Regions from separate parts of the Homo sapiens genome. Here region 2 is linked to region 1. A link is an interaction called in ENCODE POLR2A ChIA-PET data of the cell type or tissue named here. Cell type or tissue: A673. All regions are shown on one strand. Each heading gives the region's core, and the rest is flanking DNA. Links, peaks and the distances in the headings are about the cores only. Region 1 has its middle 9.9 kb from the start of UGCG. Region 2 holds the start of LOC124902250 (a long non-coding RNA gene).

What was found. ChIA-PET counts read pairs that join two places held together with the same protein. Peaks named below come from ENCODE experiments on the same cell type or tissue, not always from the same donor. Only the 100,000 strongest peaks of a DNase experiment are listed, where the experiment ranks them.
Region 2: POLR2A ChIA-PET joins it to region 1 with 10 read pairs; 21 of 35 experiments call an interaction of 5 or more read pairs at or near these places.

The regions. Positions count from the first base shown.
Region 1 is chr9:111,882,777-111,891,116 of GRCh38, forward strand. No RefSeq gene overlaps it. Among named protein-coding and RNA genes, the nearest start is that of UGCG, 9.9 kb to the right of the region's middle. RefSeq lists an enhancer at 3,521-4,349. In A673, for the core only: no CTCF peak of the experiment used is centred there; no DNase peak of the experiment used is centred there.
Region 2 is chr9:111,944,827-111,953,166 of GRCh38, forward strand. It overlaps LOC124902250 (a long non-coding RNA gene), which reads right to left and starts at 4,806. Exons shown (of 2, transcript XR_007061735.1): 1 at 4,550-4,806. In A673, for the core only: no CTCF peak of the experiment used is centred there; no DNase peak of the experiment used is centred there.

The DNA of each region.
Region 1 (8,340 bases), core at 47-8,046:
TTTTCTTTTTCAGAAATTAACAAGCTGACCATGAAATTCACATTGAAACTCAAGAGACACAGATGGGCTGGGCATGGTGGCTCACGCCTGTAATCCCAGCACTTTGAGAGCCCAAGGCAGACTGATCACGAGGTCAGGGGTTCAAGACCAGACTGACCAACCCTGTCTCTACTAAAAATACAAAAATTAGCCGGTCATGGTGGCGCATGCCTGTAATTCTAGCTACTCAGGAGGCTGAGGCAGGAGAATCGCTTGAACCTGGGAGGCAGAGGTTGCGTGAGCTGAGATTGCACCACTGCACTCCAGTCTGGGTAAGAGCGAGACTCTGCCTTAGGAAAAAAAAAAAAAAAGACACAGAAAAATCAAAAACAATCTTGAAAAAGAACAAAGTTCTCACGCTTCCCAGTTTCAAAGTTACAAAGTTACTACAAATTGACAATAATCAAGACCATGTGGTACTGACATAAGGATAGACATGCAGATGAATGAATGAGAGTCCAGAAATAAATCTATACGTCTGTAGTCAATTTTTGACAATGATGTTGACATCATTCAATGTTCTCAGCACCATTGTCAAAAGAATCCTCTTTTCAATAAGTGGTGCTAGGACAACAGGATATTCACGTGCAAAAGAATGAAGATAGACGCCTATCTTACATGATATACAAAACTTAAATCAAACTGGATCAACGACTTAAATACAGGAGCTAAAACTGTACAATTCTTAGAAGAAAACATGGGCATAAACCTTGTGACCTGAGTTAGCCAGTGGTATGTTTGACATGATTCCAAAAAACAAGTGACAAAACAAAAAATAGATAAATCGGACCATCGAAATACAAAATTTTATGCTTTACTTTGGGAGGCCGAGGTGGGCGGATCACCTGAGGTTGGGAGTTCGAGACCAGCCTGACCAACATGGAGGAACCCTGTCTCTACTAAAGATACAAAATTAGCTGGGCGTGGTGGTGCATGCCTGTAATCCCAGCTACTTGGGAGGCTGAGGCAGGAGACTCACTTGAACCCAGGAGGTGCAAGTTGCCGTGAGCCAAGATCCCGCCACTGCATTCCAGCCTGGGCAACAAAAGCAAAACTCCATCTAAAAAAAAAAAAATTGTGCTTCAAATGACACCATCAAGGAAGGGAAAAGAAAATCCACAGAATGAGGAGCAGTAATTGCTAATCATATACCTGATAAGCAACTTGTACCTAGAATACATAAAACACTCTTGGCTTGTTTTTTGTTTTTGTTTTTGTTTGAGACAGAGTCTTGTGCTGTCCGTTATCCAGCCTGGAGTGCAATAGCACACTCATGGCTCACTTGAGCTTTGACTTCCTAGGCTCAAGTGATCCTCACACCTCAGCCTCCTGAGTACCTGGGACTCCAGGTGTGCACCATCTCACCCAGCTAATTTTTGTATTTTCTGTAGAGATGGAGTTTTACCATGTGGGAGGCTGGACTCGAACTCCTGGGCTAAAGTGATCCACCTGCCTCGGCTTCCCAAAGTGCTGGGATTACAGGCATGAGCCACCATGAGCAGCCCATAAAGTACTCTTACAACTAAATAATAAAAAGATAAAACCACAATTTTAAAAATCAGAAGGATTTTAATAGATATTCCTTCAGAGAATATATACAAATGGTCAATAAGAACATTAAAATATGCTCAACATCATTAGCCATTAAGGAAATACGAATCAATACCACAATGAGAAATCACTTCACACTTACTAAGACAGTTATGACAAATTTTGGTAAGGATGTGGAGAAATGGGAACTTGCATATATTGCTGGTGGGATTGTAAAATGGTACAGTCACTTTAGAAGAGTCTGGCGGTAACTCCAAAAGTTAAACATAAAGTTACCATACAACTCAGCACTCTTAGGTATATACCCAAGAGAAATAAAAAATATGTGCCTATACAAAAACCTGTAAATGAATATTCATAACAGCTTTATTCATAATAGCCAAAACATGGAAACAACCCAAATCCAACTCGATTAATGAATGGAGAAACAATATCCATAAAATGGAATATTATTTGGCTATAAAAAGAAATGAAGTACTGATATGTACTGTGACATGAATAAACCTTGAAAATATCATGCTGTGAAAGAAGGTAGTCATAAAAGTCTGCATAATATGTTAATTCTTTTTTTTTTTTTTTTTTTGAGACAGAGTTTCATTCTTGTTGCGCAGGCTGGAGTGCAATGGCGTGATCTTGGCTCACTGCAACCTCCGCCTCCTGGGTTCAATCAATTCTTCTGCCTCAGCCTCCCGAGTAGCTGGGATTACAGGCATGTGCCACCATGCCCGGCTAATTTTGTATTTTTACTAGAGATGGGGTTTCTCCATGTTGGTCAGGCTGGTCTCGAATTCCCAATCTCAGGTGATTCGCCTGCCTCGGCCTCCCAAAGTGCTGGGATTACAGGCATGAGCCACCGTGCCTGGCCCATCAATTCTATTTTTATGAAATAGTCAAGATAGGCAAATCTATATAGAAAAAAATTAAATTAGTAGTTACCAGGAGCTGGGGGGAGGGGAAATGGGGAATGACTGCTAATGGGTATGGAGTTTCTTTTTGCAGTGAGAAAATGTTCTAAAGTTGGGCAGTGATGGTTGCACAACTCTGTGAAGATACTAAAAATCACTGAGTGGTATGCTTTAAAGGAGTGAATGTTACGGTGTGTGACTATATCTTAATAAAGCTATTATTTAGAAAACGAACAAGCTGGAAGAGCTAACCGGGAATCTTTCATATTTAAGACTTCCTAGAAATTTTCCATTTTGGAAAAACTCAGTGTGGTGGCTATCGTGGTTATCTTTCCAATTCTATTCCTCCCCCATTCATTACATAGTCACCTTGCAGTTTGGATGGGATTATCCTTACTACCAGCTTCAATAAATTCTAATTTGACTATTCTAGTCTGCCTTGCCATAGCCTAACAAATGGTATTCAAGGGTAACCATTAGAAAAATGAAAAGGCTTAAGATTTTTGTTAGGTCACAACTAACACTTGCTCTCTCTTCCTGGATGTGAAGTACTGATAATTGTTGGCAGCTGTCTTACAACCATGAGCGAGGTCAGCTTAAAGACAAAACTGCTTTGGGAAGCAAAGTTTGGCACTTTGGGAAGCCAAGGCAGGTAGATCACTTGAGGTCAGGAGTTTGAGACCACCCTGGTGAACACGGTGAAACCCTGTATCTACTAAAAATACAAAAATTAGCTGGGTGTGGTGGCACACGCCTGTAATCCCAGCTACTCGAGGGGCTTGAAGCACGAGAATCACTGAACCCAGGAGGCAGAGGTTGCGGTGAGCCAAGATCTTGCCACTGCACTCCAGGCTGGAAGACAGAATGACACTCTCTCTCAAAAATAAATAAAATAAAATAAAGTAAAAGTAAAGTAAAGTAAAGTAAAATACTGACACATAGAGGAGGGGCGAGCCAAGACTATCTCAGAAAAATGGAGCAAGAACTCCATTTTTTAACTGTGCCTGACTCTTGTTTGCTTTATATAGGGTGTGACTCTGTGACTGCCTCAGTTTCTCCTAGCCTGATTGTTAATAGTGTCTCCTTTCTCAAACGAGTCCTGCTTTAGATGGTCATTCATACGTCATACTCCCCATAACTGGATTTTCAGTTACAGATCAATGAATTTATTAGTTAACCCAGGTCAACTGTTTCTCAAGGCCATCCAAGTTTTGTTTGTTTGTTTGTTTGTTTGAGATGGAGTCTAGCTCTGTCACCCAGGCTGGAGTGCAATGGCGCGATCTCGGCTCACTGCAACCTCCGCCTCCTGGGCTCAAGTGATTCTCCTGACTCAGCCTCCCGAGTAGCTGGGATTACAGGCTCTTGCCATTATGCCCAGCTAATTTTTGTATTTTTAGTAGAGACGGGTTTTTGCCCTGTTGGCCAGGCTGGTCTTGAACTCCCGGCCTTGAACTCCTGGCCTCAAGTGACCTGCCCCCTTCGGCCTCCCAAAATGCTGGGGTTATAGGTGCCCAGCTGCACTTTCCTCACTCTTGGCAATGTCTTAGTCTTTCTTCAGGACCCAGATGACCTTCTCCATGAAGTCTTTCTAGATTTTCTGGAATAAAAGTAATCACTCCCAACTCCCAATTTTTCTCATACCTCTATATCAACACTCATTGCATTACAATGATACATTTTTGCATTTCTCTTCCTCAGCTGAACTTGAACTTCTCCAGGGGGAAAAAAAGATTATGTTATTTTTCACTTTGTATCCAAAGCATGAGAACACTGTGTACCTGGAACATCACATATTTTATTGTATTATTATTTTATTATTTTGAGACAGAATCTCACTCTGTCGCCCAGGCTGGGGTGCAGTGGCGTGATCTCGGCTTACTGCAATCTCTGCCTCAGCCTCCCGAGTATCTGGGACTACAGGTGCAGGCTGTTTTGCATATTTTGTAGAGATGGAGTTTCACTATGTTGCTCACCCTGGTCTCTAATTCCTGGGCCCATGCAACCTGCCAGATTCAGCCTCCCAAAGTGCTGGGATTACACGCATGAGCCACCGTGCCCAACCTCATGTATACATGTGTGCACACATGCACGCACACGTATGTGCACACATGCACGCACACGTATGTGCACACATGCACGCATACGTATGTGCACACATGCACGTATACGTATGTGCATACATGTATGTATACGTATGTGCATATGTGCGTGCACACGTGCATGTGCATATATGCATGCATACACGCATGCACACCTGTGTACACACGTGTGCATGCATGTGTGCATGTATGTGCATGTACATGCATGTGTGTACATGTGTATATGTGTGTGCATGTGTGTATGCCTTGTGTGCATGCATATACATGTATGTATAGATATGTGTGTGTGTGCATATATATATTGTTTTTTACTACAAAAAAAAAAAAAGACAGGATCTCACTATGTTACCCAGGATGGTCTTAAACTCCTGCGTTCAAGTGATCCTCCCACCTCAGCCTCCCAAAGTGCTAAAATTACCGGCATGAGCCATCATGCCTGGCCACCTTGTATGTTTTAATATTTGTTGAGGAATAAAGGAAAATAAATAACTAAACGGAAAATCCATTAATTTGTTTACTTTATCATCTTAACAGTCTTAATAATTTTGCTCAGTGTTCTCTATTATAGAGGAAATGACTGTTAATGATGGCTCCCATCATTAACTGTTGATGACTGTTAATGAGGGATCCCAAAATATTTAAGGTGGGTTGGCAACTGAATTTAGGCATGAGCTTATGTGATAGGGAAGGCCCTAATAGTTGTTTCTATCTCCTTGTATTGCAAAATGCTTTGTTTCGTGCTTTTTCAGGTATTAGACAACACTTCAAATTTATACCTACAATGATATAAAAGGCTAAAAACAATCAGATATGATTTCCAAACTATAAAATTACTAGACTAGGGGAGGATGCATCCTTTTCACAAATTAGTTGTTAGTTTGGTACCAATTTGTGTAAATGCTATAACACCTTTTGCCAATTCTGAGCTTCAAAAAATAATATATTTACGTAAACTTGACTCTGAAAACTTTCTCTCGTGTTAATCCTGATGCATTTAATTATATTTTATGAGGTACTTATTACCAAAAATTACCAAAAATAGTTTAAAGACTATTTGATATCACTGTTTCTTAACATCACAAGGCCAGTTTGTGTACCTTTCTAATATTATGCTGGCATGTAACGAATATTTTCTTTCAAGGCCTGAGATTTATTTTTCCCATGGAATAAAAATATCTTTGTTTGCTCCTTACTATTCAATTATATGTCTCCTATTTCCTACAATTGTCATCTAATTGCATTTGTTTCTGATTGACTACACCAGGTATATTAGCAAGAAGATGAGATCTACAATATACTCTGGTTTGTGTAATAATTAAGAATTGTAAAGTATTGCATGCTCTGTCACAAGGAATAATTTGCCAAAGATAAATCCTTCTAATAGGTAATTTTATTTTTTATGGGTTGAAACAGTAAATGGAGAAATAGAGAAAACAAAAGTTAGTAATGTAGATGAAATGAGACAAAATGAATGTACTTTCTCAATTAAGGAATAATAATAAAACTTTATATCCATTTCCCTCCCTGGAATTGTTATAAATATTTTACATATGTTAACTTGTTTAGTCCTCACAACAGTCCATTTATAGACAAAGAAACTGAAGCAAGTGGCTAGGCACAGTGGCTTACACTTGTAATCCTAGCACTTTGGGAAGCTAGGGCAGGAGGATTGCTTCAGGTCAGGAGTTCAAGACGAGCCTGGGCAACATAGCAAGACCCTTTCTCTACAAAATAAAAATAAAAATAAAAAAACTGAGGCGAGAGAGGTTAAGTGACTTGCTTAGGTCACATGGTGGACCAGAATTCAAACTCAGCCTGTCTGACTTTCACAGTATTCAGGCTTAGCCAATAGTTTATACTGTAACCTAAAGGAAAGCATTCTTAAGATAGGGAAGGTATTTTGTAGAGATTCTAAAGTCAGGAGGTCTAGTTTATCTTAACAACCTTTGTTTCTTAGTAAATGTTAAAGTCGCCGGGCGTGGTGGCTCAAGCCTGTAATCCCAGCACTTTGGGAGGCCGAGGTGGGCGGATCACGAGGTCAGGAGATTGAGACCACGGTGAAACCCCGTCTCTACTAAAAATACAAAAAATTAGCTGGGCGTGGTGGCGGGCGCCTGTAGTCCCAGCTACTCAGGAGGCTGAGGCAGGAGAATGGTGTGAACCCGGGAGGCGGAGCTTGCAGTGAGCCGAGATTACGCCACTGCACTCCAGCCTGGGCGACAGAGCCAGACTCCGTCTTAAAAAAAAAAAAAAAAAAAAAAAAAGGAAATGTTAAAGTCAAGTTTTAATTATATTGTTGGTAATTCTGTAAAATGATACAATAAGAAACAGATTTTGTTGGAATTTTCCTGAATTATTGTGTGAGAAAAAAAGCACTTGAAAAAGATTGTTCTTTTAAATTCCTTTTTTTTTGAGACGGTGTCTCGCTCTGTCGCCCAGGCTGGAGTGCAGTCGTGTGATCTCGGCTCACTGCAAGCTCCGCCTCCCGGGTTCACACCATTCTCCTGCCTCAGCCTCCCCAGTAGCTGCGGCTACAGGCGGCCGCCACCGCGCCTGGCTAATTTTTTGTATTTTTAGTAGAGACGGTGTTTCACTGTGTTAGCCAGGATGGTCTCGATCTCCTGACCTCGTGATCCGCCCGCCTTGGCCTCCCAAAGCGCTGGGATTACAGGCATGGGCCACCGCGCCTGGCCTTAAATTCTTCCACTTGTTGTTTGTGCTCTTAATGAACTGTTCTGCAACGACATTATGTTTCATAAAATTCCTCTTAACTGAAGCAAATGATATGGTGGAAGGAAAGAGCAAGGTGTTTAAATTCCCAGAGCATCTTAGCAGAAAAACATGATATACCTTCCTAAGTCTCAGATGGTGAAATTGACTTTCCTAAATCTCAGATGGTGATGTATACATTACATTTGTTATTAAACTAAATAATGCTAGACCAAAATCTACTTTGCAAACTGAATTTTGAGAGTTGAACATCTACTATATGTTGTTTAAATTAACTCAATACTGTACTTGCTTATTTAAATAGCATTGACTTTGGAGTCTGACAAAGCCGGGTCCAAACTCCATTGCTGTCACTTATTGAATGTCATCTGGGCATTTAACTTAATCTTTTTGTCTTACTGTACAGTTTATGACTGTTGTGAAAATCAAGTTAATAGTTAAATAATTTCCCTAGCATGTCATTTATGTTCCCTTGTTCAGTAAATATTAGTCAATCTCTCTCCACAATAAACTTACTGAGTTTGTTTACACACACGCACAAGCTGCATACATAGTCTAGGTGAAGATTTTAGCATTATGAGCTTAAATAAACTAGAATGAGTCATAACTATCTATCCAAAAATAAAGAAATTTCCAAAAACACTTTTAAAAAGATAATAGTTAAGGCCAGGTACAGTGGCTCAAGCTTAGAATCCCATCACTTTGGGAGGCCAAGATGGGTGAATCCCTTGAGTCCAGGAGTTTGAGACCAGCCCGGGCAACATGGCAAAACCCCATCTCTACAAATAATTTAAAAAGTATGCAGTGAGCCGAGATCATGCCACTGCACTCCAGTCTGGGTGACAGAGCGAGACTCTGCCAAAAAAAAAAAACCAAAAAACATTAGCCTGGTGTGGTGGCAGGTGGCTGAAGTCCCAGCTACTTGGGAGGCTGAGGTGAGAGGATCACCTGAGCCTGGGAGGTCAAGGCTGCAGTGAGCTGTGATTATGCCACTGTGCTCCAGCCTGGGTGACAGA
Region 2 (8,340 bases), core at 203-8,202, 62 kb after region 1:
AAAAGTTAACAAAAGGTTTTCTTTTCATAATTTTTCTCCTAAAAACTGGGATTTTGAATTTTGTCACTAGGGTGGCTGGAACTTAAAATTTTTACTTTATTTTCATGGATTAGCCCAAGGGGCAAAAAATGAATGGAGGAGTACCATTGCTGTGACTACTGAGACTGAGCCAAAGCTGCCGAGTGGAGCTAGGAAACACTGTCCTGCAGAGTCCCACTGATTTGGGCCAACAGTGCTGTATTTGCCTATCCTTGGGAAATTCAGGGAAAATGACAACCTGTATTGGCTGATCACTTTTGATTTTCAGTCCCTCCCAGCTAGGACAATTCAGTCACCAAATGAAGAGTCCAGACACAGCTCAGAGCTCATAGTTTGGTATCTAGAGATGAGGATCCAAATCTGGCTGCCCTAATGCCTTGCTATGACCATCATCTGGGAGAAACTGATCAATTCCATTGATTTCAGTGGCACTAGAAAAAAAGGTTTCACTTCTTGCATCTGAGAACAGATACCACGCCCCCAAAAACCTCAACAGAAAGTCCCAGCTGCCTGTCTCATTACTGCTGGCCCATCCAGTGGCAGTCAGTTCACTACGGCTTGAAGAATTCCAACAGCTGACTTGCAAAGGAAACATGCAATTTCCCGGAGATAGACCAAATTGCATGACCAGAAAATATGGCTAACATAGAGGCAGAATTAATAAGAGAAAGAGAAGTAAACTTTAGTTAAAACCTAATGAGGAGGAGAAACATAATGAGGACATTTAAGAAGATACAATTAGAGCATAAAAAAATGAAATTATGGTACTGAAAAGTATGATTTCTAAATTTAGAAATTCAATGTAGAAATTAAAGAGAATGATTACTTCTGAAAATCAAAATAGCGTTTAGTGGGATCCCTATAACCCAGAGCAAAACAAAACAAAATATACTAAATACTAAGAGAAATACGCAGATACAAGACAGAGAGGACCGTTTAGGTGGAGACTTAAATTGTCTAATAAATTTCCAGAAGGAAAAAGGAAGAGACAGAAGAAAACCAAAGACTTGCTTCTTTAGATTTAAATGACTTCCTAGTCCCAGGTGGGTAGAATGAGAAGACATATTTGCAGACAAAGAAGTGTCCTAAAAGAAGAAAATGGGGAAAAATTAAATAGGGTTAAATTTTTTAACCCGAAGGATAAATTTAACGGTCATCAGCCAGAAAGAACAAGTTATTGACAAAAGAAAGGGAGTTAGACCATCGCTGGACTATCGGCAATACTGAAGGTTACTGGGGGGATTGTGATAGGAAAATCTTATAACCAGCCAAAATCTTATTATATAAGGGCAAAAATAAGGTATTTAGGGGCTTGTAGGACCTCAGAAAGTATACTACCCATGTACTCAACCTGAGGAAATTAGTCAAGGAAGTACTTAAGAAAATAAGGATGCAAGGAGGCCAGGTGCAGTGGCTCACGCCTGTAATCCCAGCACTTTGGGAGGCCAAGGCAGGCGGATCACCTGAGGTCAGGAGTTCTAGACCAGCCTAGCCAACATGGTGAAACCCTGTCTCTACAAAAGTACAAAAAAAAAAAAAATTAGCCGAGCATGATGGCGGGTGACTGTAATCCCAGCTATTCAGGAGGCTGAGGCAGGAGAATCGCTTGAACCTGGGAGGCAGAGGTTGCAGTGAGCCGAAATTGTGCCATTGCACTCCAGCCTCAGCAACAAGGGCGAAACTCCACCTCAAAAAAAAAAAAAAAAAAAAAAAAGGATGCAAAATTATAGCCGGATAAGAGGAATAAGTTCTAGTGTTCTATAGAATTCATAGTTCCTATAGTTCTAGTATTCTATAGGATCCCTATAGTTAACAATAATATATTACACAGTTTCAAATAGAAGGAGGATATTAAATGTTTCCAACATGAAGAAATGATAAATGTTTGAGAGGATGGATATGCTAATTATCCTGATCTGATCACTTTAAATTATATATATTAAAACATCACTTTGTACCCCATGAATATGTACAATTATTATTTGTCAATTTAAAATAATAATTTTTTTTTTTAGATGGAGTCTTGCTCTGTCACCCAGGCTGGAGTGCACTGGCACAATCTTGGCTCACTTAAACCTACACGTCCCAAGATCAAGCAATTCTCCTGCCGCAGCCTCCCAAGTAGCTGGGATTACCGGCATACACCACCACACCTGGCTCATTTTTGTATTTTTAGTAGAGACAGGTTTTCGCCATGTTGGCCAGGCTGGTTTTGATCTTCTGACCTCAGGTGATCCGCCCGCCTTGGCCTCCCAAGGTGCTGGGATTACAGGCGTGAGTTACTGTGCCCAGCCTAAAACAATCGTTTTTTAAAAAAAATTCAGCAACAGGGAAAGACAAAGAATACAAGAAGACAATGGTGAATAATGAACCTTGTAATTGTCATACTCTAAATAGATGCTAACGTGACATGGAATAATGAGAATTTTAAATCAGATGAGACTTATTATGGAGGAAAATTTAATAGCCTTGGCTAAAATTTTAAATTATCTCAAAACACAGGAGTAGGGGTGTGAAAGAAGAAAGTGGGGAAGTAAAAGTGCTTTCAAGCTTTGTTGAGGTTTATGAATTGTGAGGGAGGGGCTGCAACGCCATTCTACAGTGCACAACAAACAACTTTACAGTTGCTCCTGGCTGGGGCCGGTGGCTCACACCCGTAATCCCAGCACTTTGGGAGGCCGGCGGGCGTGTGGCTTAAAGCCCACAGCTCGAGACCAGACTGGACAACATGGTGAAATGCCATCTCTACTGAAAAAAAAAAATACAAAAATTAGCCAGGCGTTGTGGTGTGTGCCTGTAATCCCAGCTACTTGGGAGGCTGAGGCAGGAGAATCGCTTGAACCCAAAGGCAGAGGTTGCAGTGAGCCTAGATCGCACCCCTGCACTCCAGCCTGGGCGACAGAGTGAGAGTCTGTCTCAAAAAAAAAAAAAAAAAAAAAAAAAAAAGTTGCTCCTTAGACGTGGCTGTTCTAAAAATCCTTGATCTGTTCTTCCATCAAGGATTTCTTATTGGCAGTAGTATCCTTTCTCTCTCTCTCTTTGGCCTTGAAGTTTCCTTTCCCTACCTTCCAAGCTCCTCCCCCTTTTTCTGTTCCTACCCATATTCGTCTCACTTTTTACACAGGGAAAATTAACTACAGATTGCAAATTTAGGTTCTGTGCAGCTCTGCGGCATTCAGAGCCTTCAAAGTCCAGTTCCAGAATGTGGGCTTTGTCGTGAAGGCAGTAGGAAGTAATTGAAAGTTTTGTGTGTTAGAAAGATTTCTCTGAGCCGGGCGCGGTGGCTCACGCCTGTAATCCTAGCACTTAGGCCGAGGCGGGCGGATCAGCTGAAGTCAGGAGTGCGAGACCAACCTGACCAACATGGAGAAACCCCGTCTCTACTAAAAATACAAAATTAGCCGGGCGTGGAGGCGCATGCCTGTAATCCCAGTTACGCGGGAGGCTGAGGCAGGAGAATCGCTTGAACCTAGGAGGCGGAGGTTGTGTGAGCCGAGATCGCTCCATTGTACTCCAGCCTGGGCGAAAAGAGCGAAAACTCCATCTCAAAAAAAAAAAGATTTCTCTGGCTGCTGTGTGGAGGATGGATTAGAGAGAATGAGCTTGAAGGCATAGACACCCAGCAGGAAGGTTGTCGCTCTAATCCTAGTGAGGAATTCTGTTTCTCCCCCATTCCTAAGACCTAAATGTGGCTGAAACATTTTCTTTTTAGTTTTGTACAGGTCAGATGGGAAAGTACCACTCTCACTTTCTACAATGGGAACTCTTTAATGTTTCATACCAACCCTAAGCCTTCCTTAGGAGGGGCAGGCTGCCCAAAGTCACAGAAGGCTGACACCTAAGAAAAGTCCGGTCCTGGCGTAGTGGCTCACGCCTGTAATCTCAGCACTTCAGGAAGCTGAGGCAGGTGGATCACTTGCGGTCAGGAGTTCAAGACCAGCCTGGCCAATATGGTGAAACTCCATCTCTACTAAAAATACAAAAAATTAGCTGGGTGTGGTGGTGCATGCCTGTAATCATAGCTGAGGAGGCTGAGGCAGGAGAATCACTTGAACCCAGGAGGTAGAGGTTGCAGTGAGCTGAGATCGTGCCACTGTACTCTAGTCTGGGTAACAGAGCAATACTCTGTCTCAAAAAAAAAAAAAAAAGTCCATGTCAGGATCACAGCCCACTTCATTTGACTTCCTGCCTCCACTTGACTTCTCCAGAACGTTACTCTCCAATCTGTTCCTGCATATGACTGGCTCTCAGCCCTGCTGACTTCATCTCCCTGCTCCAGTTTCCCACTCACTCAGATTTGATGACCAGCTTGGTATTCCCTGCTGCTTCCTAACACTCAAAGTTTCATTCTGTAGGATGTTGAATTAAAACATTAGTTGAGTTCATAGCCTCATCAGGTCTATTGCAAAAGTTATGGCATTGATCAGAAAGAAGTAGTTGGCCTAGAAGAATTGGTTTGGGGAAATTCATGTGATTCAGAGTATCCCAAGTCCCAGTGAGCCTCTCTTACCAGCAAATGCAGCTCTCCCTCCTTTTCCTCTTCTGTCAGGGAACCCACCTTGCTACAGGGAGTTACCGTTGCCAATTCTCTTTATACCGGGCATTCTTACCATCTCTGATTGCCTCCAGATGACAGCCAGCATGCCCTTGGGGATCCAGAACGAAGGAGGAAGTTAAAACATCAAAAGGATGTTAAGCATTTGCTCATTTTTGTTAGCAAAACACTGGAGAATGCCTGTGAGCATAAGGACTGGACCAAGGAAAGAGGGACATAGATAAAGCTGAGGCAAATTTTTTTTGTTTTGAGAGGGAATCTTGCTTTGTCACCCCGGCTGGAGTGCAGTTGCTCGATCTCAGCTCACTGCAACCTCCGCCTCCCAGGTTCAAGCGATTCTCCTGCCTCAGCCTCCCGAGTAGCTGGGACTATAGGTGCATGGCGCCACACCAGACTAATTTTTGTATTTTTAGTAGAGACGGGGTTTTGCCATCTTGGCCAGGCTGGTCTTGAACTCCTGACCTCTGGTGATCCACCTGTCTCGGCCTCCCAAAGTGCTAGGATTACAGGCGTGAGCCACCGCACCTGGCAGGTTAGGCTAAATTTTTTAATATGGTATTCTTTCCAGAGATTTTGGATGAAAATGCCAGCTCCAGCAGCTAGGAGTGATTCTAATTGTTTTTCTCAGTTGGCTGACAGGAAACTGTGATTCAAAGATAGACCACACCAAATGAAGCCAAGAGGCCAGAAATTTCTGCCTATGATGTAGAGGAAGGAATGCAAAGACAGGAAGATGGGGACTTGGGAATGGATTTATCATATGTGATTCACCCACCTCAAAATTATGCCCCTCTAGGCCGGGCATGGTGGCTCATGCCTGTAATCCCAGCACTTTGGGAGACTGAGGTGGGTGGATCACCTGAAGTTGGGAGTTGGAGACCAGCCTGGCCAACATGGCAAAACCCCGTCTCTACTAAAATTACAAAAATTAGCCAGGCATGGTGGCAGGCACCTGTAATCCCAGCTACTCAAGAGGCTGAGGCAGGAGAATTGCTTGAACCCGGGAGGCAGAGGTTGTAGTGAGCCAAGATTATGCCACTGCACTCCAGCCTGGGCGACAGAGCAAGACTCCATCTCAAAAAAAAAAAAAAATCATGCCCCTCCAGTAAAGACTAACAATATATTCATATCACCAAACCACTGAGAAATGCATTGGTGCAAGGAGAGCTAGAATCTCTGTAAAGCAGTTGTAGGCCATGGATGCAAATGGGATGAACTGCACTCCTTATGGGATGACATAGTCTCCCTAATTCCAATAAGGGTGATGGAATTGGGAGTAGAACACACAAGCAAGGCCAAACATCAGCACTTCATTTCGAAGGCATGGAATCTACAGTTGTCATAACTGCCAGACATACTTACGTAGTCATCTGAATAGTCTGACTATTTGGTGGTACCTAATTACCTAAACAGAAGATCCAGAATTGAAACAGATGGGTAGCCCACCATAAGGTTTTATTTGATGTATGAAACCAAAAAACTCCAAGTTTGGTGATAAGAGGCCTTACTTGAACCACCACCGTAGAATCCTGCCTCCTCACTCAATTCCCAGGTCTGATTAATTTCAGAGATTCTGAGCCCCTTAAATAAAAGGAAAGGTGCATATCCTCAAAAAAAAAGGCTGTGGTAACATGACAGGTATATACTCAACCTCCTCCCCCTCAACTTCTCCAAATAGACAGCTATTCATAGGGGTAGATGTACACATAGGGAAGGAAAGTATCTAAACCTTCGGCTTTGAAATAATGGGAGACTAGAACGCTGTCATGGATTACCAGTCAGTGGCAGCCTCATGATAAGATTATAAAGCTTTGATTCCAATTAGTCTCACATTGGGCTCTAATAAGACCCCAAACTCATCTTGTGGTTGAGTGTACAATTGGAATAAATAAGTTCAACAATTGGGATAATTTCCAAATTGACTCTCTAACCCAAGTCATGAGGGCTATTATGGTAAGAAAAGCAAATTAAGCCTTTAGAGCAGCACTGTCCAACAGAAAAATAATGTGAGCCACATGTCTAACTTTTTTTTTTTTTGAGATGGAGTCTCGCTCTGTCGCCCAGGCTGGAGTGCAGTGGCACGATCTCGGCTCACTGCAAGCTCCGCCTCTCGGGTTCACGCCATTCTCCTGCCTCAGCCTCCCGAGTACCTGGGACTACAGCCCACCACCATGCCCAGCTAATTTTTTGTATTTTTAGTAGAGATGGGGTTTCACCGTGTTAGCCAAGATGGTCTTGATCTCCTGACCTCGTGATCCACCTGCCTCAGCCTCCCAAAGTGCTGGGATTACAGGCTTGAGCCACCGCGCCCGGCAGTAGCTGCATTTTTTAAAAGTAAAAAGAAACAGGTGAAATTAATTTTAAAAGCACAGTTTACTGAATCCATGATATCTAAAATAGTATCATTTCAATATGTAGTCAATATAAAACTTATTGAGATACTTATTTTTATATGAAGTCTTCAAAATATCATCCAGGCGTGGTGGCTCACACCAGTAATCCCAGCACTTTGGGAGGCCGAGGCAGGCAGATCACTTGAGGCCAGGAGTTTGAGACCAGTCTGGCCAACATGGCAGAACCCCATCTCTACTAAAACTATAAAAATTAGCCAGGTGTGGTGGCACGTGCCTGTAGTCCCAGCTACCAGGGAGGCTCAGGCATGAGAATTGCTTGAACCTGGAAGTTGGAGGCTGCAGTGAGCCAAGATCACACCACTGCACTCCAGCCTGGGTGACAGAGCAAGACTCTGTCTCAAAAACAAAAAACAAAAAAAAAGCTAACAGGACTTGGAGGCCAGACATACCAGGTATTTTCGATGCCTTGGGTGAGACACGTACGTGCCTGAAGTGAGAGTTGAGCCCAGGAGTCGAGGCTGCAGTGAGCTATGATTACACCATTGCACTCCAGCTTGGGTGACAGAGAAAGACCCTGTTTCAAAAAAGAAAAGAAATGAGTGTTAACATCGTTCATTATTACATCTAATAACCCACTTAGATAGTTTTTCATTCTCATTTCCTCAACTATGGGCTCTGCTGGTTTAGAGGTCTTAGTAACCAATCAAAGAATATTTCCATCAGGAGACACGAAAATGATAACACTGACATCTGGGCAGATTTGAATTTGATAATTCAGTCAAACCTCAGAAATTGACTAGTAGCCATAGAGGAAAATGAGGAATGGAGAATCTTTCTGGAAAGAGTCATGGGCCTGGGACTCCCTTGTAGGAGGCTGATAACCCTGCAGGGTATCTTGCATTGTTCCTCAGGTTGCTTTAGGACTCTTAAAGCAAACCACCCTATTTTGTACTTAAAGCTTGCCCTGGGTACTTTCCCAAGCATCCAGGCCCGGGAATGACACTGTATTGGGAAATGAGCTAATTAACCACATCCCTTCTTCCTAAGCCAACTCCAGGGCAACTGCAACATCATCATAGAAGTTGCACAGGTCAATGCACAGGTGCAGTGGCTCATGCCTGTAATCCCAGCACTTTGGGAGGACAAGGCAGGCAGATCACGGGGTCAGGAGTTCGAGACCAGCCTGGCCAACATGGTGAAACCCCATCTGTACTAAAAATACAAAAAATTAGCCAGGCGTGGTGGCAGGCGCCTATAGGCCCAGCTACTCGGGAGGCTGAGGCAGGAGAATGGCCTGAACCCCGGAGGCAGAGCTTGCAGTGATCCGAGATCGTGCCACTGCACTCCAGCCTGGGCAACAGAGCGAGACTCCATCTAAAAAAAAAAAAAAAT